Linked DNA regions of Homo sapiens: regions 2 and 3 are each linked to region 1. The links are chromatin loops, found by intact Hi-C in ENCODE. Cell type or tissue: Calu3. All regions are shown on one strand.

Evidence for each region. A loop is a pair of places that touch in the nucleus more often than their neighbours do. Peaks named below come from ENCODE experiments on the same cell type or tissue, not always from the same donor. Only the 100,000 strongest peaks of a DNase experiment are listed, where the experiment ranks them.
Region 2: it touches region 1 in a loop (14-fold over the local background); 2 of 110 quality-filtered maps call a loop at or near these places.
Region 3: a loop joins it to region 1, with 9 times the contacts of the local background. A loop is called at or near these places in 5 of 110 quality-filtered maps.

What each region holds. Positions count from the first base shown.
Region 1 is chr3:94,712,382-94,720,381 of GRCh38, forward strand. No RefSeq gene overlaps it. Among named protein-coding and RNA genes, the nearest start is that of LINC00879, 220 kb to the right of the region's middle. In Calu3, no CTCF peak of the experiment used is centred here; a DNase peak (open chromatin) is centred at 4,450.
Region 2 is chr3:94,645,669-94,653,668 of GRCh38, forward strand. LOC105373992 (a long non-coding RNA gene) reads left to right here and starts at 2,417. Exons shown (of 3, transcript XR_924225.2): 1 at 2,417-2,476; 2 at 5,154-5,335. In Calu3, no CTCF peak of the experiment used is centred here; DNase peaks (open chromatin) are centred at 1,743, 2,373 and 3,253.
Region 3 is chr3:94,518,469-94,526,468 of GRCh38, forward strand. No RefSeq gene overlaps it. Among named protein-coding and RNA genes, the nearest start is that of LINC00879, 420 kb to the right of the region's middle. In Calu3, a CTCF peak has its summit at 4,229; no DNase peak of the experiment used is centred here.

The DNA.
Region 1 (8,000 bases):
GGCTTTTATGACTATCTTATTTGACTTAGCAAATGTGTTCAAGGTTCATCCAAGTTGTGGCATGAACCAGTAATCCATTCCCATCCCACATAATACTGCATTGTGTAAATATACCACATTTACCTTTTTCATTCATCTCTTGAGGAATATTTAGGTTTGTTCTACCTTTTGAATATTATGGATAGTTGTGCTATGAACATTGGTACAGGCTTTTGTGTGAATGCTCATTTTTCTGTCTTTTTTGATAAAAATCATCTATTTCATCTTTTATTTCTCATAAGACATCATTTCTTATTTACTCTTGTGTTCCCTCTAGTTTCAATTTTGTTTCTAAAATGAGTTTTTGTTCTATTTCCAATTCTTTCTTGAGTTCTGTCGCTTAATTTCTTCCAACTCTGAATTTTTTTCATTTCTTATTCTATTTTAGATGCATTTAATGTGTTTAAAATGGTAGATTGTAGTTTTGATATGATTTGTGGATTTTTGTATGTCACTCTGTATGCTATAACTATATGTAGGGGTATTATTTTCTCTTTTATTCCTATGTAATTTAGCCTTTAGAATATTAAGCATATTTTAGATTTTTTTAATTTTTATTTTTATTTTAAGTTCTAGGGTACATGTGCAGGATGTTCTATTTTTAATTGTTCTGTGAATTTCATTTTTCTAAACTTTTAGAGGAAAGTGTAGTTCATGCTAACTTTTGCAACTTCAAAGAAGTCTGTCTTTTTTCATTTCATATACTGTTCAAAAGTAGCTTGCTCTCTGAATTTTCTGGCTCTATTCCCATTCCTCATCTTTATATGAACCTCTCCTTCCTTTTGTCTATTGTCCCTGTCTTGATCAATTTTATTTCATGCCCAACAGTTTCCTCTTGGTTTGGGCCCCTGTCTGGGAAGGATTTTAGGAGTTTAAAGGAGTTACACTGCTCCAGGCCTTTCAAACTTAACCATAAGATATTTACCTAACGCTTACTAGATTTGGGGCTGGAGAAAGGCTACCATTCTTCTTCTGTTGTGTATTGTGTTTCAGTTATTCAACCTGTGGCTGTTGGGGAGTTCTTCTATTTCCACTTCTGTCAGATGTTCCATTGTGTTCTCAGATTCCTCCTACACATATAATGAAACTGTACTGGTCTTGGAGTAGTGGTGGTATTTGTCCCCCACTTGCTTATATTTTAGGATTCATTATTATACTTTATGGCCAACTTTTGTTGTAGATGTTGTCTACTAATTTTTGGTATCTGGTTTCTCTCTCTGTTGTTTTGTTTTATTATTGTTTGTTTTCTGTGGATTATGAAACATTAAATAACTATGCCGTCATTGACTCATTCCATAATCCAGTTGTTAATTTTTGATGTAGGGGCAAGAATAGCATTTTCAAATTACTAGGTAAAAGAGTTGAATAAGTTGTAGACACAATTATAGACAATTGTAGCTATAAAGTTAATAATCTCACAATATAAGAAAAAATACAATCATGTTTTATCAGAATTTTGATTAATTTTGAACTTTGCAGAATTTTTTATTTTATCTTTTGCTTATAATTAATCTAATAATTCATCAGATTTCATCATATCATGTATTTGTTTAGTATTCTCCATGGCCAGTCTTAACAAAACTAAACTAATTCTACTTTGTAATGAGTTAATTTTTTCAACATTAGCCATTTCTGATTTAGAATTTAGCATAAATAATTCTCTTTCTTTTTGTTACATGAAACTACATTTTTGCTCTTTACTAAAATTTATTTAAAATTTTATTTTCAATACTTCTAAAGTAAAACATTTAAGCTAGATTATTTACTTCCTTAACATCCTTTATTTATTAAATGAAGCTAAAATTCTGCAGTTCTCAACATTTCTTCCCAAATACCACATATGAAGAATAAAATTCCCATGAAAGATACAGTCCTTCTCTAGATGGTGTTTGAGATGTGAGAGTAATGTTATTTATGGGAATAACCTTGACCAGACTGTAATTCATAAAAAGTGAATCATTCCCACACTGCAGTACTTTAAATATTGTTTATAACAAATTACCTGTAACACATCCTCATGACTGATTACAATACACCAATTTGTCACTGCTCTGTAGCCAAAAAAACAGTGGATTACAACAAGTTGACCTTTTCAATGGCTTTTCTAAAGGATTTGTGCAAATCTTACATTTTAAAGGAAGCTCCTTCTCTGTGTTGTAAAATGTCATCATAATTTGTCTTCACTGCTGTAGGTATATTTATTTACTCAGGGGAATTACCTTGCCTCAGGAAGAAGATATTTGTTCCTGGCATTCCTTAATTTCACCAGAGAATATACTTTTACAGAACCATTATTTACTTCATAAACATAAACTTATTAACACACAATTCTCCTCTGGTACCAGAGCAGTCACATATAACTGATGGAGCTACGAGGATCTGTTGTCTGAGAAATAATGATATTATAACTAGTTGATATTTTCAGATACTCGTGTTCCCTGACCTCTCTTGATCTTTTAAAAATGCATTGAGATATGTTTAGGACCTCACTCTATCCATTATTTATTCATTGAAAGGTATAGTTCTAAGGCAAAATTAATTTTAGAAGAAATTTGAAATGGAGAAAGTCTTATTTCCTGGCTGCCACAGAGCTTGCCATGGGGCAAGGAGAGAATCTATCTGAATGTAGCCTTTTAAAAAATTTACTAATTACATGGCCTCAGCTGTCAAAAATGTCATTTTCATTTGTGAGAAACTATTTTTCTTTTGTGGATGATTACCTGTTCATTCTCTATTAGGGCGCTTTTCTTCATATGTGATCAAGTGTCTTCTTTACATTTCTTTATAAAACAGTGTACCTCCCCAAGTAGGCTTTTGTAAGTACATACAACATAGCTACACGGAAATAGAAAAATGTCTGTTATGTTATATAATGAAAACATTGCTATTATAATTATTTGGATTTTATATTAGAAATAGCTGCCTGTTTTTTTAAGCTAATGAAGAAAATAAAGACATGCAAGACCAAATCCCCAGGTAATAATGAAGCTTCATTTTATCTATAGCAGTGATTTTTTTTTTTTTTTTTTTTTTTTTACCAAGCCTATAATGGAACTTCCAGTCAGCAGTCATATTAAGTTTATCATCAATTTTTATTGAATGTTTGATGATGGGGTAGAGCAGGTAAAAATAACGCAGCATGTAATGCTCTAAAAAATAAAAACAAATTATCTTGAATTATAAAATTAAGATTTATTTCCCAAATAATTTTTCACATTTAAAAAAATTGAATTTAATTGTCAATCACCTTGACCCCATGATCCATGGTTCCAGCTTGCAAACTACAGAAATAACTTTGGCTGTATTTACTAAAAAATGAATTTATCAAAAGGATATTAGGTAGCTCAAATAATTGCTAAGATTTAAGAAACTGTAACAGCCTGATTATGTCCAAAACTATACTGCAGATCTCGTTCAATAAGGGCATCCCTTGACTCTCAGGACCAGGCACCCAAACTTCCAAGTACTTCCACCACCACATTGGACCCTGGGTGCTCTGACAGCAGAGTAACCAGTGCTTCCTTTGTAAACTTCTTTCTGCTTTCACCTCCCTGAACTCTAGGAAGTATTCATCATTTTTCCTAATTCATATATAGGGTGGGCATTTGGATCTGATTGGTAAGATCTGGGTCATACATGCATATGCAATTTGTGAAAGATACTGGGAAAGTGAGTATTTGGAAATTTTCATCTCTACCGTTGATATAAGCTTTATCCCCTATGCAGAGTTATCAAGTCCCCAAAATATAGACAGGAGCTTCAGATACTGGTTTACCTACAAAGAAAAAATCTCCCCTACAAAATTTATCATGTTTTCTGCCAGATGATTATTTTAAACAGTATTTGTTTTCTTTTTCTGTCTGTTTTCCTGGTTTGGATTCCGCAAATACTAATGAAACTGAACGAGAGCTTGGTTAGCATTCAAAATCTAAAAAATGTCCAAGTAATTTTCTTTAGTATTTCAAACTATTTCTTTGTGTATATTTGTGTCTCCGTGTGTGTAGTCAAAAGAGAAAAGTGTAGTAATTTTCAGAAGTTGAATTCCTTAGACTCTCTTTTGACTTCTTTTTAGAACTATAAGAAGCTCTGCCCTAGTGACAGTTGTCTAGTCATAAAGTAATTACATTGATTCTGACAGATTAATCATCAATCAACGTACCTTTAACAATTGTGAAGAAAATGCATTAACTTTTTCAAGTTTCTATCCTGAGCTTGGCCTGAGGGCTCAAGTGATTTAGTACCTTATTTGATTTTCTTTTTCTAAAGTTAAAAAACACAAAATATCTTTGATTTTTGCCTTTTATATTCTCTATGTTGCTTCCTGGACTCTGATTTCTGACAAAATGTCAAACAACTGAGGAGGAAGGCTTATTAAATGTTGCCTTTAATGCCCTGCCACCTGGAGGTGATTCTGGTTCTGGTTCAAATCCAGACTTCTGCCAGGATTTGGAAAAGCTGCTATTTGGCCTTGGGTCATACTCAAGCTGTGTATACTCAAAAACCTCAGAAAGTTTTGAAAATGGAATATAGGGTTCAATCAGTAATAAAGGCCTTCAGTATGTTTCACTGTTGTCTGAGAAAACTGACTGTAACCATCTTAGTTCACTACCAAATATTTTAATCTAAAAGACACTTACAAACAGAAATGTGTTTATTTATCCATAAAATATATTCATAAGAATGTTCATAAGAACACCATTCCTAATGTCCAGAACTGGAGAAAACCCAGGAGTCCATCAACAGGGTAATGGATAAATAAATTATGTCATAGTTAATAAAACAAAACACTAAATAGCAATGAGAATGAATGAATGACTGCTATAACAGGAATGTAGAATAATAATAAAAAAATTTTATTAAGAGAAAGAGGTGAGGCATAAATAATATTATTTTTTGATAGGCAAAACCATCTATTACTAATAGAATTAATGATATTGGTTATTATTACATGAGGAATAGTGATTGGAAGTAAATACAAGGGAGATTTAGTTACCTGTAATGTTATATTTTTTGATGCAGGTGCTATTTTCATGGGTATGCTCACTTAGTACAAAGTGTTTGAGTTGAACTCATAATTTTGTACTCTTTTAGTTGTATGCTATACTTCAGTAAAAGTTAAATATATAATTCATTAAACTCTAAATCATTCATATTGATAAATTTGAATATTGTTTTTACTCTAAAGATGTGTTACTACTTCCTAAATCAGAGTAACTTAAAAGTTTCTGTTTTTTTTTTAAGAGACTGAATATCGATTTTGATTGCCCTGACTGAGCACCACTCCCATGCTCTATTTATGAGAAATTCACTTAGCTCTCTTACTGGATAGGTATCTAGTAATGAACTGTAAGTAAATCACCTGTGAATGGCATTATTTTAAAATGAAATAATGTACCACAAACAGTTTTATTTGGATCTCATAGAAGAATGAAAGACATGCTGTTTGAGAAATAGTTAATACTATGATAATGCAAATGTGTATGTCTCCTGCACTAGCTCTTAATTCAAATTTTCTATGTTTACTCATGTAAATGCCTAATATTGTCATCAGCCTACTTAACTAGCCCTTGCTTATATTTTATTTGAATACAAAGAAATACTGAACTCCTAATATGTGTGTTGTTACAACATTCAGCATCTCTCCAATTATATTCCTTTCATAACTCACTGCACTATATTAACTGCTAGTCTTTTAAGCTGGAACATAAACTCCATACGGGACTATGCAATGCCTATCTTGCCCATTCTTTCATCTCCAATATCATTCCTACTGAATGACACATATTAGACGCTTAAATAATATTTGTAGGTGAATGAATATATCAATCCAACTAGAATGTTTGTGCAGGAACATCTTCCTGGCTTTTCTTAAAAAATGTATATGTTCTTCTAAATTCCAAATCTTGATAACAAACAGTTGACAAATTGAGAAAATAAGAAAAATTATCAGTAATTCTCGTGTGAGAACTAAGGCATAAGTATAAATGTAGAGACTTTACTGAATTGAAGGAATTAGCTAATAGCAAGTGAATAGCAAGAGCAGAAAATACTGACATCCATTGAAAATGAAGGTCAAGATTTCCAGGAACTGGAACAGAAACATATAGGGAAGGATCTGTCATGGTCTAAGTTACTTGTAGCTGCTACTATGGTATAAGTGTAAATTTGTGAGATTCTCTGTTGATAATGGTAAGTCATTCTTGCAAAGTGTACACTCATGTCTGTCGCTATCTATAATACATATACACATATATATTGCACTTGTACTAATCATATGAGTGGTATTCTAAGAAATAATAAGTTTAGGATCCTAAATAAGTACTTAAATTGGCAATTTCGGCACATTATTTTGTATCTTGCTGTTTGTTGCTTTGCTAGGAGATCAGAACTTTATGTTATTCAAAGACGGAATGGTCACTGATATTTTCCTGTATTTGAATTTTTGCTATAGGTTATAATTGTTAGTAAATACAATTAAATCCCACTAAAATAGTAAGAAATACTACTACTATAAATAGTACTAACATACTAGGTACTATTGTTCTATTTATAAATACCGCAAAATGCAGAAAAATTCAAGATTTCAGGAGTTCCTAAGAATTCATGGGAATTCCCATTTTGTTCTTAAATCCTGAAAATTAATATCTGTTGGATGTTTGGAAACAGCAAATTCAACTAGGTACTTGATCTTAGATGCTTTATCTACTGGAAAAAAACTATATTTATAAAATATAAATTATCTACAAAACAAGATATACTAAGTATATCTGGAGGTAGAAACTTGACTAAAGTTAGTAGAGGAAGATTTGAGAAGAAAGGAAGTTTCCTGGAGAAAGAGATGGTGACGGCCATACGGAAGAAGAGGTATTTGGGATTTCAAGTCTGAGTTGCACTGAAATAAATGGGCAAGGGAAAATAAGGGGAAAACTTTTAGACAAGAAGAATGGAATAATTAATGTATATAGGAAAGCAATTTTTATAGCTATATCATAGAACATTCTTTTTCAAAGAACGAGAGTTTATATTATGTGAAAATAAACTTTGAAGACCTTAATAAAATAGGTGAAAGTGAATTGTGATAGTACTCAAATAGTTGTACATAGACAGTGTCAAATAAGTTAAAATTTACCATAATGGCTTGCATAAATTTATATACTTGCTGCCTTCGCATGCATTTTAGTCTAGCCATAAGCTATTTGAAATAGAGTTATATCCCATTACTTTGGCCATGTTAAAACTTCTCCATCCTGGGTGGTTTTTGATATAGCCCACTCAACTCACTGACCCAAAACCCAACACACCTCACAGCTACTGACCACAATATAGCCTAGTGTTTAACATGGGAGCCATGTAAAAAAGTAATTACCCCCCTGCCACACATCTTTTAAACTAGCCAGTCTACAACCCGCTTCAGAAAGCCTTAGGGATAATGCCCATGTACCCACAGGTTGTCTGTATCTCACTCTCCACCCACTGGCTGAGCTCCTTGCTGCTTCCAAACTTTCTGTCAGCCTCCAGTCTGCACCTGTAACCTCTCTGGACCTGTGAGTAATAAATATCTTTTGTTTCATCCATTTTGATTTCCTTTGCTCATTGTGTCACACATGATACACACACCTAAATTTAAATTTCCCCTAGGTCATGGTTATCCTAGAAAGTGGCTATTTTGGAAAAGAGAGACCTCAATCCAAATTAGAACGAAAGAAATGACACAGATACTGAAGTTTTGATCAAGGTGTGGGAAAGTTATGTGTGTAAGGCATCAATGAGAACTGTGTGAATGAGACCAATATTGACATTAATTTAAAAGTAGTTTATATTCCGGTTTTGAATACACTATTGAAGCATAACTAATGTCATTATCTAAAATTAAAAACTCTTTAACAAAAGATGAAATGTACAATATAATATATGCTATTATTTAAAATGCAAAGATACTCAGGTTAGACTGATTCAAAAGT
Region 2 (8,000 bases), 67 kb before region 1:
CTGTTTATTGTAATTATGAAACTGTCCCAATAAACTTTATAAAAGTATTCAAGAAAGGAGGGTGAAGGAGAAACAAAAATAAACCAAATTTCCAGCACATTCATTGTTAATCATTAGGTCAGCTTGTTCTCTTACTTGCTTTTTCGTAGTCGTTTGGTGCCTATTGTTTTAGAATCATGTAGTCCCTAGATTATAGTTCCCCTTAACTCCTCTTTAGATAACAACTTAAACATTATACAACATTGAGTTTACTCTTTGAGATATTCTTTAGGTCCTGTGTGTCAGTGAAACATTAGCTGTTCTGCAAGACCCCATTAGAAGCTGACTCATCAAACAATGCAGTCTCCACATCCTGATGATTTCATACCCTTTACCTTGACAAATCAATAACCCAAATTTTACAGTTCCTCAACCTCCACGATCTGCTTAAAAATCCCAAGTCCAAGGCTATCTGGGGCAACATATTTGAGGATTTTTGTCTGCTGCAAAACCTGCTGTCTTGGTGCATTGGTGTGTTATTATGCAGTGGGCGTACAAACTTGTTGGCCTACAACAGGTACTGATAGATATATTTTTCACTATCATATTTTGAGTTTTGCACATATTAAGCATTATTATTTCTCAGTTATTGTATTTTTTGAGTAATTCAATTTTATTTTTAATTTTATTTTCTCTATACAGCTATTCAAGATAAATCCTCTATTTCTGCTTTACCAAGATTTATGCAATAAAAAGTTAATCAGTATCTTATATTCTAATCAACATAAGGTTTCTGAAAGGTATTAACTCAGATCACAAGAACCTCTCTCTCCTTATCATTCCAAGATGAGGGACTACTACTATCTAGCATTTAGCTCCCCTTTAGAACTCCATTAAATCAAATATTTTTATTATTATTACTTTGTGTAAATAATGTGTAAATATACTAGTATTCAATATTTTATTGATTAGCTTTTTAAGAAATATATTTCTACTAGATTAATTTTCTTAAAATTAGTTTCTTAGCTCTTTCTTTTCTGAGTGTTCATCGACACTCAGGTTTCTTCAGTTTTTTTTTTTTTTTTTTGCCACAAAAACGTGTTTTATTTGCTTTGTTCTTGAAACACTGTTTAGAAAGTTGGGATGGCAATTATTTTCAATCAGCTTTCATTTTGATCTCCAGGAGAAAGAGGAGAGAATAATAATTTAGAGTCTGGACACTGGTGCTTAACTTTTTTGACACAAATCTAGACTTATGTTTTAGTATCTGAGGAATGTTGGGTTAATTACCAAAGCTTTTCATCATTTACCCTCTTCATTTGTAAAATTAGTATTGTATTAATAATACCTGTTTCATAGGATTAACAGAATTAACATTTCTACTTGTTACATGCCTTACATATTTTAAGCATTGAATACATTCTATCATTTATTATTTTCTAGTTTTTTTTTTTGGAATCACACTTTTGGCTTTATAGTTGTTCCTTTATTGGTTATCTGTCTTTCTTATGCATTTGAGATCTTTATCTTTTGTAGGGAGACCCCCCCCGAAACTATTGCTATGGAATAAAAGATGAAATGCTCCTGATTATTGTAAATACAAAATTGCATGCAAGATTGTGTAAAGACAATGCCAGGTTGGACTGCCAGAATGAGTCAACAGTGTGTAATGTGCTTCCCCCTGCAGAGAGCCTATGAATGGGCGTGCAGTCTGGGGGATTTCACATCACCAAGAGTCCTATCCCAGAAAAGCAGATGTTCATAGCTCTGGGAATGGAAGTCAACCCTTGTGGAGAGCCTATAAATGGATGCATGGGGCGGGGGCACCTGTCCATATGGATAAGATAGGACTATAAATGCCCTCATCTTGCCATGGCTCTTCTAGGCCTCTTTAGGGTTAAGGTATACACCCTTCTGAGAATTTCTGGTCTAACTGGTTGTCTAGCTTCATGTCCTGTTTCTATGGATTGTTTGTAACCAGCTTTTGCTGCAACTGTTACTGCTGGTTAATATCTTGCTAATCATAGGTTATGGAAAGACTGTGTTTCTGTTTTAAGGCTCTGTTAGAAATTGCTGATACACACACTATATTGTAAATTCTTATCCCTGTATACTGTACTTCTGCATACAGACGTTATGTTAAAGAATTACTTCATCCCCATGTGACCATCTCACCTTATAATCAAATGACCCTAAATCCCTCCCTAACCTACCCTCGCCCTCACTAAACTTAATGATAAATCCTGGTATATCCAGTGCATTGTTGACACTGCAGGACCAGAAAGCAGTGACATCCCCTGGACCCAGTTTTCACTATCTTGTGTGTGTCTATTGTTTCTCAACCTGCCAACCCACCTAGGAACAAAGAGAGAGCCCCGTTGCATTGTGGGCTGCTGGCCAGATCCTGCAATATTTGGCACCCAACGTGGCCTTCTTTGTTCCTGGGCTCAGTGCACTCTGAGTGCGGGTTCGTGATGACTAGTCTTCAGTCTCGACAGTAAGGTCTCTGGGTACACTTTTTCCAATGCTCCCCTCTTTTCAGGTTTGTTGACTGGTAATATTCCAGGGTTATTATGGGACAATTGCAGTTTAAACACCAGGCTTATCTGTCTTTTATTAAACTTCTTCTTAAACAGGGTAGAATCAAGGCTGATTCCAATAACCTTATTCTCTTATTTCAGACTATTGAAAAACATTGTCCTTGGTTCCCTGACAAAGATTCTATGGACCTGTTAGACTGGGATAGAGTTGGCGCCACTCTCCGCCAACTCATGAGAGTTGGTGTTTTACATCCTATTTCTGTTTGGACTGACTGGGCTCTTATTCGTGTTGCTTTACTTCCTTTTCAGTCTGGTGATACTCTTCAAATGCCAGAAGTTAAGGTGGTTGGTGAACCATTCCCTTTACCTTGGGTAGCTGACCCCCCTACTAGTCCTCCTTCTGATGATGAAGAAGAATTCGATCTCTCCTTGTTTTCTCCCCAAGAGGAGGAACCTGGTGTTGATCCCCTCCCTCCACCTCCTATCTTGGAACCTGTATATATTAACTCTTCTTCTACCAAGCCGTTGTCCCCTCTGCCAGAGGAGGATGTGTGGCATTCATCTGAATCGGCTGTTTCTCATTCCTCTCATCCTTTTGGACCTCTCCCCTCTTCTAAGCCTACTGTTTCTTTTGAGGCTCCAGGACCCCTTATTTCAGAGGTTTGGAATCCTGCTTCCCCCCAGTCCACGTCCCGGCATGCTCACTCTCTTTCTCTCTTTTCCTCTGCCCCTTCACAATAGATGTGTGAGTCACCTGTTTGGGTAGAGTAGTGGCCACTTTCCAAACACAAGTTGGAGGCTTTAATTGAAATTGTTAATGATTTACTACAAGTAAACACTATTGAGCCCTCCTTGTCTCCATGGAACTCACATGTGTTTGTTGTACAAAAAAGGTCAGGAAAATGGAGGATGGTAACAGACTTAAGAGCTGTTAATGCAGTTATTAAACCTATGGGGGCATTACAACCCAGTATGCCCTCCCCTTCCATGATTCCTAAAGAATGGCCTTTAATTATCATTGACCTTAAGGACTGCTTTTTTCATATTCCTTTAGACAAGTCAGACTGTGAAAAATTTGCTTTTACTATACCTTCCACTAACAATTCAGCTCCTGCAGCTAGATATGAATGGAAAGTTTTACCTCAAGGAATGATTAACAGTCCTACTATTTGTCAGTTGTTTGTCAGTACTGTGTTACAACCTATCTGACAGACTTTTAAAAATAATTACATTTTTCATTATATGGATGATATACCGATTGCTGCCCCCACTAAAGATGAATTAATTCAGTGTTTTACCTTTTTAAAATTAGCTGTTGCCAAAGCAGGACTCCACATTGCTCCTGACAAAATTCAACAAGCCACTCCTTTCTGTACTTAGGAATGCAGCTAGAAGCTCACTCCATTAAGCCCCAAAAAGTCCAACTTTGTACTGACAATTTAAACACCTTAAATGATTTTCAAAAATTACTAGGTGACATCAATTACCTCAGACCAACCCTAGGCATCCCTACTTATGCATTATCTCATCTATTTGCCACTTTATCAGGAGATACATATTTAAACAGTCCTCGCTGTCTATCTGAGCCAGGAAAACAAGAGTTGTCTTTTGTAGAACAACGAGTGAGAGAGGCACAAGTCTCTCATATTGACACAAATTTGCCTTTACAATTTTTAGTTTTTCCTTCCATCCACTCTCCTACAGGACTTATAGTACAAAATGATTCTCTAGTTGAATGTGTATTTCTTCCTAATTCAGCCCTTAAAACTCTTTCAATATATATTGATCAAATAGCCACTTTGATTGGGTTAGGACGTCAATGTATCACTAAAATTTCTGGCTTTGATCCAAACATTATTGTGGTCCCTTTGTCAAAAAATGAAGTCAAACATGCCTTTTCTACATCTTTGTGCTGGCAGACTAATCTGGCTGACTTCGTTGGCACTATTGATAATCATTTACCTAAGTCAAAATTCTTTCAATTTCTAAGAAATACTTCCTGGATTCTACCAAAACTTACACATTCATCACCACCAGAGACAGCCGTTACCATTTTTACTGATGGATCAAGTAATGGAAAGGCAGGGTATGTAGGACCAAAAGATAAAGTCATTTCTACTCCATACACTTCTGCTCAAAAAGCCGAGTTGTTTGCTGTTATCTCTGCATTACAGGATTTTGATCAGCCTCTTAATATTGTCTCTGACTCAGCTTATGTAGTCCATGCCACTAAGGCAATAGAAACAGCTACCGTCAAAAATATTGCTGACACTAATCTGTTTTCCTTGTTCTCTTTATTACAAAAAACTGTCAGAAACCGAAACCACCCTTTTTTTCATCACTCACATTTGTTCTCATACTAACTTGCTTGGACATTTATCCAGTGGTAATCATAAAGTTGATACTCTAGTTTCTCTAGCCATTACAGATGCAGAACAATTTCGTCAACTCACTCATACTAATGCCAGAAAAACATTTCTCTGGTAACTGCCCCAGGGTAAACCAAGGAAGGGAAGTATGGTGGAAAGATGTTCAATCTAATATATGGTCAAAAGGTTCTATTTTAACGTGGGGAAGAGGCTATGCTTGTGTTTCCCCAGGTGAATATCAATCTCCTGTTTGGATTCCTGCTAGACACCTGAAATTATGTCCTGAAAATGCATACAACAACAAGACAGAGAAATTTGCTGAAAAAGCACCACAGCAAGAAACAACTAACACATCCAATCATCAAAAAGAAGAAAGTGACCATGCTAACTCCTTTACAACAGACAATCCAGTCAGCCATCCTGAACAACTTGTCTCTGCAGATCCAGGTCTGGCTCAGCCTCTGCCTCCTCCTGATGACACTGATCCTTCTACCCTCTGTCACCCAACAGACTGTTAAAAACTATACATATTGGGCCTATATTCCTTTTCCCTCTCTTATTTGATCCATGACATGGATGGACGTGCCTATCAGGTCTATGTTAATGATAGTATTTGGATGCCTGGTTCTGTAGATGATCCATTTCCCAGCTTGTTATTGGCCTATTCAGGGATTTGACTTCTTCCTGGTTTAGTCTTGGGAGGGCGTATGTGTCCAGGAATTTATCCATTTCTTCCAGATGCTCTAGTTTATTTTCATAGAGGTGTTTATAGTATTCTCTGATGGTTGTTTGTTTTTCTGTGGCATCAGTGGTGATATTCCCTTTATCATTTTTTAATATGTCTATTTGATTCTTCTCTCTTTTCTTCTTTATTAGTCTAGCTAGCAGTCTATCTATTTTGTTAATTTTTTCAAAAAACAGCTCCCAGATGCATTGATTTTTTGGAGGGCTTTTTGTATCTCTGTCTCCTTCAATTCTACTCTGATTTTACATTAATCCCCAAGACAATGGGGCAAATGTCCCCAGGGCATGTCAGAGATCTTCATAGCAGCCCATTCAATCACAGACCCACAGTCCTAAGAGAACATGGTTTTGTGGGCCGCACCCAGGTTCCCCATAACATGTGCAGCCTAGTGACTTGTTGCCCTGCATGCCAGCCATTCCAGCCCTGTCTGAAAGGGGCCAAAGAGCCTGGGCCATGGCTTCTGAGGGTGCAATCCCCAAGAATTGGCACCTTCCATGTGGCATTGAGCCTGCGAGTGCAGAGAACTCAAGAATTGAGGTTTGGGAACCTCCAGCTAGATTTCAGATGTATGGAAATGCTTGGATGTCCAGGCAGAAATTTGCTGCAGGGATTGGGGTCTCATGGAGAACCTCTGCTAGGGCAATGTGGAAGGGAAATATGGGGTTGTACCCCCCATACAGAGTCCCTCCTGGAGCACCACCTGGCAAAGCTGTAAGATTGCCACCATCCTCCATATCCCAAAATGGTAGATCCACTGATGTCTTGCATCATGTGCCTGGAAAAGTCACAGACACTCAATGCCAGCCCATAAAAACAAGTGGGAGGTAGGCTGTACCCTGCAAAGCCACAGGGAAGGAGCTGCCCAAGACCATGGGTACCCACTACTTGCTTCAGCATGACCTGCTTGTGAGACATGGAGTCAAAGGAGATCATTTTGGAGCTTTAAGATTTGAATGCCTGTTGGATTTCAGACTTTCATGGGGCTGTAACCCCTTTGCTTTGGCCTATTTCTCCCATTTGGAATGGCTGTGTTTACCCAATACCTGTACCAGCATTGCATCCAGGAAGTAACTAGCTTGCTTTTGATTTTACAGGCTCCTAGGCAGAACAGAAGTCCCTTCTGCCTTATCTCAAATGAGACTTTGGACTGTGGAATTTTGAGTTAATGCTGAAATGAGTTAAGACTTTGGGGGACTGTTGGGAAGGCATGGTTGGTTTTGAAATGTGAGGGCATGAGATTTGGAGGAGCCAGAAGCAGGATGATATAGTTTGGCTCTGTGTCCCCACCCAAATCTCATCTTGAATTACATGCTCATAATTCCCACATGTTGTGGGAGGGACCCAGTGGGAGATAATTTGAATCATGGGGGCAATTTCTCCCATACTGTTCTCATGGTAATAAATAAATCTCATGAGATCTGATGATTTTATCAAGCATTTCTGCTTTTGCATCTTCCTCATTTTTCTCTTACCTCCACCATGTAAGAAGTGGCTTTCAACTCCCACCATGATTCTGAGGCCTCCCCAGCCATGTGGAGCTCTAAGCCCAATTAAATCTCCTTTTCTTCCCAGTCTCAGGTATTTCTTTATCAGTACCATGAAAACAGACTAATACAGAGAATCTGATAATTATGTGTCTTGGAGTTGACCTCCTTGTGGAGTATCTTAATGGTGTTCTCTGTATTTCCTGAATTTGCATGTTATCCTGTCTTGCTAGGTTGGAGGAGTTCTCCTGGATAATATCCTGAAGTGTGTTTTCCAGCTTGTTTCCATTCTCCCTGATTCCTTCAGGTATTCCAATCAATTGTAGGTTCTTTTCACGTAGTCCCATATTTCTCAGAGGCTTTGTTTGTTCTTTTGTATTCTTTTATCTCTAATCTTGTATGCATGCCTTATTTCAGCAAGGTGGTCTTCAAACTCTGATATCCTTTCTTCCACTTGGTCGATTTGGCTGGTGATACTTGTGTATGCTTCATGAAGTTCTCGTGGTGTGTTTTTCAACTCCATCACGTCAGTTGTTTTCCTCTCTGAACTGGTTATTCTAGTTAGCAGCTCCTCTGACCTTTTATTAAGGTTCTTAGCTTCTTTGCATTGGGTTAGAACATGCTCCATTAGCACAGCGGAGTTTTTCTATTACCCATCTTCTGAAGCCTACTTCTGTCAATTCGTCCATCTCATCCTCCATCCAGTGCTGTGCCCTTGCTGGAGAGACATTGCGATCTTTGGGAGGAGAAGGGGTACTCTGGCCTTTTGGGTTTTCAGTGTGTTTTCATTAATTCTTTCTCATCTTCATGAGTTTGTCTACTTTCAATCTTTGAGGTTGCTGACCCTTGGATGGGATTTTTGTGGGGACATTTTGTTTTTGAT
Region 3 (8,000 bases), 190 kb before region 1:
GCTAAAGTGAAATTATATGGTAAGGTATTATTTGCAGATTAAATGAAAGAAAAGTAGACTTAATCAATTATTTAGATAACAGAATAATTAAACTGATTACTTATTACCATTTTTTAGCTATATGATCAATGCAAGCAGATTGGATAATTTGTTATCTATATTATATTCTGTTTTAATCTCTTAACATAATATAAAGGTAGTAAACTTTGGGTTGTGGAGTTGTCCTTTCATCTCAGTCACTTTGCCTGCAAATCAGACTAGGAGATAGTTGCTGAGTTGTCCATTTTTAACTTTTCTTACCATTGTTCTATATCAGACCTAAATGTTCTCATAACTTTTTTCTTTCTTTTCCTTTTCTTTTTTTTTTTTTTTTTTTTTTAAATGACCAATCTAATAAACAGATTGTACCTCCGACTCTCCCAGTTGGGATATTTTATTTCCTGTAACTTTATCAACTCATTTTGTGTTTTGTATTCAAAACGAAATAGTCAATGTATTTTATTTGCCTTAAAAATATTCTTGCATGCTATATTCTCCAAACTGTCTTTTTACAAACAAGCTTGACTAGGAGTTAACGTATAAGAGGAAGTAATCACATACAAATATTAAGTGACTATCTGTTGAGAGTTTATATCCTCATATTTTTCAGATGAGATCGGGTGCATTCAGGGTGGTATGACCGTAGACCTTCACAGCATCTTTCAAAGGACGAGACAAGATGTTAGATAATATCTATATGCTGATAACTGGGCCATTCCAAACAGGTATTCCAAAATGGTCTTTGAGTATAAACATTTTAAACATAATATCAGAAATACTTTAAAATAATACTTTTTGAATTCTATAGACTCTTATATCTTAAATTTGCCTTTCAAATTGACTTCAAAGTTGCATAATGACGTTTAATTACTATAAGAGTATGCACTGATTTTTTTTCTTCCTAAACTTTCTGCCTTTCTTATTCCATCAAGATGTGAAAACTGTCAATTAGTGTAATACACATACAAAATTATTCAGAAAAGTTCAAGATAAAATAAAATTTCAGTAAAATTGGATATAATGTGAACATCGTAGCTCACAAAAATTATAGGTAGAACACAATTTATTATATTTAAGATAGTCTTTGAGATATTTTCTTTAATAACTGAAAAGTAAAGAAAAACAACTCAATTAGTTTCCACCTCATTGGTGGCTTGTTAATTCTGCTCAGCTAATCAGATAGTGGTTCCAAGGTTTTCAAACATTCTAAATTGTTTTCTGAATTCAGTAACGATCTTTCAAGGCATTGATCTAAAAAAAAGCTGAGAATAAACAGGTTCCTACATGAAGTTCTGAATAATCTTCTGCAAAGTTCCTCTCTGGTTCTCTTTGAGTCTTAATCTCTCTTTAAGTTTCTCTTCTATCTTATTGTAGATGTCTCTGCTTTAGTCTCCTCCCAATATTCCCTTTTGTTTTATTTTATCTATCTTTCTTAATCTATCTATTCTTTCTTTCTCTCTTTCTGTAGCAAGCTATACTAGAATATCATAGTTCTGTGACTATCTCCATGTACGATGTGTAAATCTCATTACGCACATATTCATGAACAAATTTGGTATAAATACATATATTAATGTCATAAAATCCAGCTTTTCTTTGGGAAGTTCTTCAAATTATTTTCAAAAGTCCTCTCTTTCTTTTTTTATTATGTGGAATAAAAATTAGATTTCAAAGGGGAGTGGTTCCCTTGTTTCTTATTTACATTAAAAAAATACAGTGAAATGTTATTGCATTTCTCTTTGTCAGAGGTAGTAAAGAAGTGAAAAGTGAATATGAGAGAGTTAAAGATTGTAATAAAAGAGTTTAGAGCTTTACGAGTTCTGTTCTGTTTAACCTCCTGCTTTGCTAATATATTTGATAGGATATAGGGTAAGTTAGTACCAACCAAAGACCCCAAATTATGAACTATGAAAAGATAGACCTTTGTCTCTTGCTTATATCACCAAGGAGAGATAAGCAGTCAGGGCTGGTTGGATAACTCTGCTCACTTTAGTATGTAACATCCATCTCTATTTCAGTTCTCACTATTTCCTAGCCAGCTACAAGAGGGAAAGAGCCAAGATAGCAATATGCATTCTATTTTAGGACCTAGAATTGGCACCAATATCTTTCGCCTGTGTCCTATTAACCAGCAGTTAGTTACAAGATCTGAAGGAGTTACTATTATGAACCAAAGGGAAGATGGACATTGTTCAGCCACTAGCAGTTTGCCACAATTCAAGAGTAGTAATTGAAGACAAATTATTTTACCAAAATTCTCTCCACTGCTGAAATGTGGTTTAAAATCTGGTTTATTTCAGCTTAATTAGTGATCAATTGTTAACATTCAGTAATTTTTTTTTAATGTTGAAGTTTATTCATGAACCTTTTTGTGTACTATCAAATACATATTATTATAGGGTGTGTAGGAAACAGCTGGTGATTAAAATACATCTCCAGACATAATAAAGGGTTGAATCATGCCCTATTTTACTCTGTGTTCATGAAAAAGTCATTACAATAGTTTTCAGGACTTTATTAGACCTGGGTTTCTGTTACGTCTATCGCTATCTCTCATTTCTCTCTTCCTCTCTAAGGACATGCCAGCCACACTGTCATTCTTGATTTTTCTTCAGTGTTAGACACTCACTCTCTCATCTCTGAGCCTTTGTCCTTAATGTTCCTTCTCCTAGGATGTCCTTGCCTCTATGATTTCTGTCAGGTTTGTTCCTTTGTCTCCTTCAGGTCTTTGTTTAAAGGTCATTTTTTCAGGAAAACTTACCCTCTCTTTCTTTTTAAAATTTCGAATCTAACCACAGTATTTTCTCTTCTTCTTCTATGCATTATCTATCAAGTTGAAGTTATTAGCATTCAAGATTTTGTATATTTTGCTTACTTATTTTGTTTATTGACCATCTTCCACCAACCAACTGGAATGGAGGCTGAGGGCATTGATTTTTGTTAATTTTTTGTTTGTTTTCCATGACTACAGTAGTGCCTGGAACATAATATGATCATCAGTAGATATTCAGTGGCTAAATGAATGAATGAACAAATGAAAGAGTAATTGAGTAAATGATTCAGAAAAGCTACAATGGTTTTAACTCTATTTGCCAATTTGGGAAAATTTGATTTATGCATTGATACTTTTCAATATTCTCTGTCTTTACTTAATCCTTGATAGTATGTTTCATGCTATTAAAATAACTTAGTGATTTTTAAAAATTAGTTTTATGTACTCAAAATATCTAAGAAAAATAAAGTCTTCCATTGGAAAGAATATTTTATAAAATTATGAATGTTAAGATTAAAGCTATACCTGGGCTTAAAAATGTCCAAGTATTAATTTTAATCAATTAATCCACTTTAAAATATCTTTATATTTTAAAAGACAAATCACAAAATTGCATTTATTGTAGTATTATTCTAATAATAAAATGTTTTAAATAATGTTCTGACATCATGAGGAGAATTCTTAAGGCTAATACCAAAGCTTTAAATTTCATCACCTCTTATAAGCTTATTTTTAATGAGGTGAAAATAGTTCAAATGATAGTTTCAATCATTAGTGACATTCTGTATTGCAACGTAAGCCATAGGAGCTAGTTATTTAACATAAATTATTTTTATATTAAATTATGCCATGCAAATTCTTCAATATATATTTTCTGATTACCAATTAGTACCCAAGTGGTAGTTAAGCACCCAGATTAATGTTTCCATTCACCACATGAAGTGATTCTGAAAATCCCTGTGGAGGTAATCGTAAACATGTTTTAGGTACAAATGCACTAATTTAGTTACATAGTCAGCAGAGTCAAGTCTGAAAGTAGCCTAAAACAAGGTGTGGTTGAGCAAATTATTCTATGCATAATTGTCAAGAATGCTTCAAAGTGATAATTAGCACATGATATCCCCAAGGGAGTGAATTGCCAGGTAGTATATAATAAAATCAGAACTTTATTACATAATTTAAGTATTTAGCTTATATTTAAAACAGTCTCCCAAAAAGAAAAGTGACATTCAAAAATTTTTTGGTGACCATGTACTTATAAATTTCATTAAATCTATGTAAATGAGAAATATCTATTACACACTGCCAACTGGCATTTTCTAGAATAGAAAATCTTTAAAAAAAATATTGGTAAATTAGTGGTGGGAAATGTGCTATGCCAGAGTTTCTCCTGCAGAGGGGAGAGTGCTGCAGCAGCATAGTTACAAGGGAGGTCCACTCACCTGCTACCCTCATACAGGATCTTGCATTTGAACTTTCAGAGACAGGAGCTAAAATTTCTGGTCTTACAGTGGCAACTCAAGCTAATAACAATAATAACATTAATAATAATCACCATAATGAAAATCAACATTCATTAAACACTTAGTGTGTGTCAATGTGTTAATCAATTTCAATACATAATTTAGTTTCACACCAATGATGGAACGTGGGATTATTATATTCATTTGACAAATGAGAAAATGAGTCCAAATTAGCAAATAAGAGAGAGTGGATTAAAACTCAGGTATGTCTTTTAGGATTATTGATCTTAACCACAACATTACACCAATATAATGAAGGTAGGGGTTGATATCCCTTGTTGGCATTAGTATATTGTACACTATTTCCAGAATTATTTCGATCATATACTTCACATTTCTGCAGATGTGTGTTGAGTCTGCTGTGACCCACAAAGGGATTTCCCTAAATGTTGATCCTTTCTTTTAGCCATTTTGCATTTTCTGTACTTGATTCAGGGATGATGGAATACTGCTCTGCTTAGGAATAAAGCTGCTAACAGAGTGTTATTTAAAATATCTCTTACATAGCTTGTATCTTATACTCTATGATGAGAGCTTATTGGCCTGTTATCATGTTTCCAATGTTTTCATAACTTTTTGCCGGGGCATTGACATTTCTAAATATTTTTGGCAAATTATATTACCATTGTGCATCCAATTTTTGTCCTCTCTAAAATGGGTACAGTATGACATATTTCCCATTGCTATGTTGATGATTAAATGAAAAAGTCTATTTCAAGGTTGTGGTGCAGTGCTGGGTAGGCCTGTGCCACAGGGACAGTCATCTAAGATATTTTCTTTTTTACATAATAGGTACTCAATGAAATGGGCTCTGTTGAATCAAGTGTTATTTATAAAGGGCAACATTTACACTGGGACAAGCACAGTAACAGTATTAGGAACTGACACAAGGGTGAATAAAATAGACTTATTTCCTGAATGTTTGGGAACAAATAAGTAGAAAATGTCAACATATGTCCAAGAAGGACAAGGCCAGCAGGCAATGAGATATAGTGATTGGCTTGGGGAGTGCATAATTGAGGAAGGCCTCTCTGAGAAGGGTTATGTTTATGATGAGACCCAGCACTGAGAAGGAGCCAGCTGGATAAATAACACAGAAGACAAAAAAGACTATTTATGCAAAAGCTGTTGTATGGTGAAGAGTGTGGAAAATTGGAGGAATTGAGAGGGCATGGCAAAGTGCAGGCTCTGGGTGCCATGGATGGGAATGAGAAAAGAACGTAGACAGATAATGTGGTTTAGGATATCGGGGATGAGGGGCCTGCATAGGAGCACAAGGGTGCCAAAAGCAGTGGGAATGACGCTGAAGACAGGCCTGGGAAACCTCTCAGTTTGTTTCGTATGTGGTGCCTGTGGGGCCACCTGTGGCCAAGGAGTACCTGTGGCACCTGAAGGAGATGAGCCCATACCTTGCAATCACCAATCACCACCCCCTCCCTCTCCAGTCCCTCTTATTCCCAGTGAGCGCTGGGCAAACATTCTAATCACACATTACCAAAGAAGAAACCAAGGAAACAGCTTTGTGAAGTGTGCTCTGTCAGGATATGTTTCCCTTAAAGGCTGCTGCGGCTTGACAAGCTTATCTTTTTTGCAGCCTTGCAGCCCTACGAGATGGTTTTGCTCAGTCGGTTTTGCTTTTAGTCTTTTAAAATGGATCAGTCAGGTCAACGGAAGGTCATATTTGCAGTCTTTGTTGTTTAAAGGTGAAAGTAAACACACAGAGAGCTGCAGAAAGAACATTTTAAGCTGTGTTTTGAACTATGCAATGACTTGAAAGAACTTGGAAAATTAAGGTAATTAGGCAGAGCAGAATGAAGGCCTCTAGTAAAAAGCCCACAGATTTGATTCTGTCATCCTTCTGACCTCTGTTAGTGACAGAATTTAAAATATTTGTTATTTTTTTTTGCCTGGGTAATGAAGTACCGTGACCCAGATATGTACTGTGGCTCCTTGTTTATTTTCTGACAGAGATGGGGTTTGAGGTGAGAGAGGAAAAAAAAAAAAGCATGACTGAATGTGAGACTCGGGTATATTAAAAGAGATCAAACTGGTTCAACAAATGACTGTTGTGGCTATTTCCTAAAAAGGTTGATGGCCCTTTACCTGTAACCAAGCTGAATGTCAGAAACTTATGTTAAACATATGACATTAATTAGAAAGATATCCAGCTGCCAGTCTATTAAAAATGAAATGGTGCTGACTTACTGTGTTTTCAATAACTGATACTAGAAGATACATTGGAAGTTCTGTACCAACATGATGAGAAAAAATGTCTGAACTGAGGCGCTGTGTCTGTATTCTTTCCCATAGCTCCTAGAAGTGTTGTATTTGTATTCAGCCAAGTGGCTGCCTGCTTTGTAAAATCATAGACACACTGGTTTCCGCAGATGTACCACACAGCACTGAGTTGTTTCATGTGCTGTTGTCTGTGGCCACAAGAGGCGTAATCTGTCCAGGAATGCCACAGGGGGATTCAGCGTGAAATTCACTGTGTAGGAGGAGTTGCAAAGCCTCTGTGTTTTAATACTCCAGACAAGTTGAGTCAGGAAAATGAAAATCCCCGCGGAAACCCTTAACCAGACTTCTCTTTCTCTGATGTGATATTCAGACCTGACAGATGGAAAAATATCAATTGTCTATCAGAATGGCTGAGCATGGTAAAGTATGACTGTTTTATAAAAGAGAGTCAAAGCGTACATATATTCAGATGGCTGGAAAAATTGAAATACCAGTGACCGAGGGAGCTGACTGAAGATATTTCAAACCCTCCTTGGAGAGAGGGCAGCATTAACTGCTACTTGTTAGCATCTTAACAGACAACAGAATCACCACTGTACTTACATCGGTAGCATTTCAGTGGAATTTTCAGCATATTGGGTAACAGTGAAGATACACAGGAGTAGGCTTTGTGTTTATAAGTCAAGGAATCCTGCTGCTGTCTTTTAAGCTGCTTGTATTTACAGAATTCTGCTGGCTACAATGAGCCTCACATTTCTGAAAACAAAAATAAATGCCGCTTTCTCAAACTCTACCATTTTTTTCTCTTTTTTTCCTCATTTTTTCTCTGTCTACCTCAAATCATTATTCCTAGTGCTTTCTTGGTCCCTGCATCTGTGCCCCTGAATGAGGCTGGAGAAAAACACAGTCGTGTTGGTTGCTTTGGCTTTAAATTCATGGCACTTCTCTTTGTGGGCCCTTCATGCTGCAGCATAACCTACGACATACCTCATCTGTTCACTCGCCACTTTCTAAGATGGTTGTTGAATACATTTTCTTTTCTCCTCAAATCTGCAACAAATTTTTTGACCATTTTTACTCTCAATGGATGTCCAAGCTTGCTTATTTAGAAAGTAGAAGCAGCTAGAAAACAGCTTCCACAAGCTCCCACCACAATATCCATTTGCTTTCTTTTTTGCCTACTGACTCTGACTTCAATGGCTTTACTTTAGATGAATGTCCGTGGTTTCAGGGCCAACCTTTCTGCTTGAGCTCTGTGTTACTCTACTGATCCCAACCACTTCCACATTATCAATTTCCCCCTCTTTTATTGAATTATGTCCTCAACATACAAACATCTTTAAATGTTTCGCGATAGTAAATAGTTAAATAAACTGTGATACATCTATACCATGGATGTATGTATTTATTTAGAAACAAAATTAAAG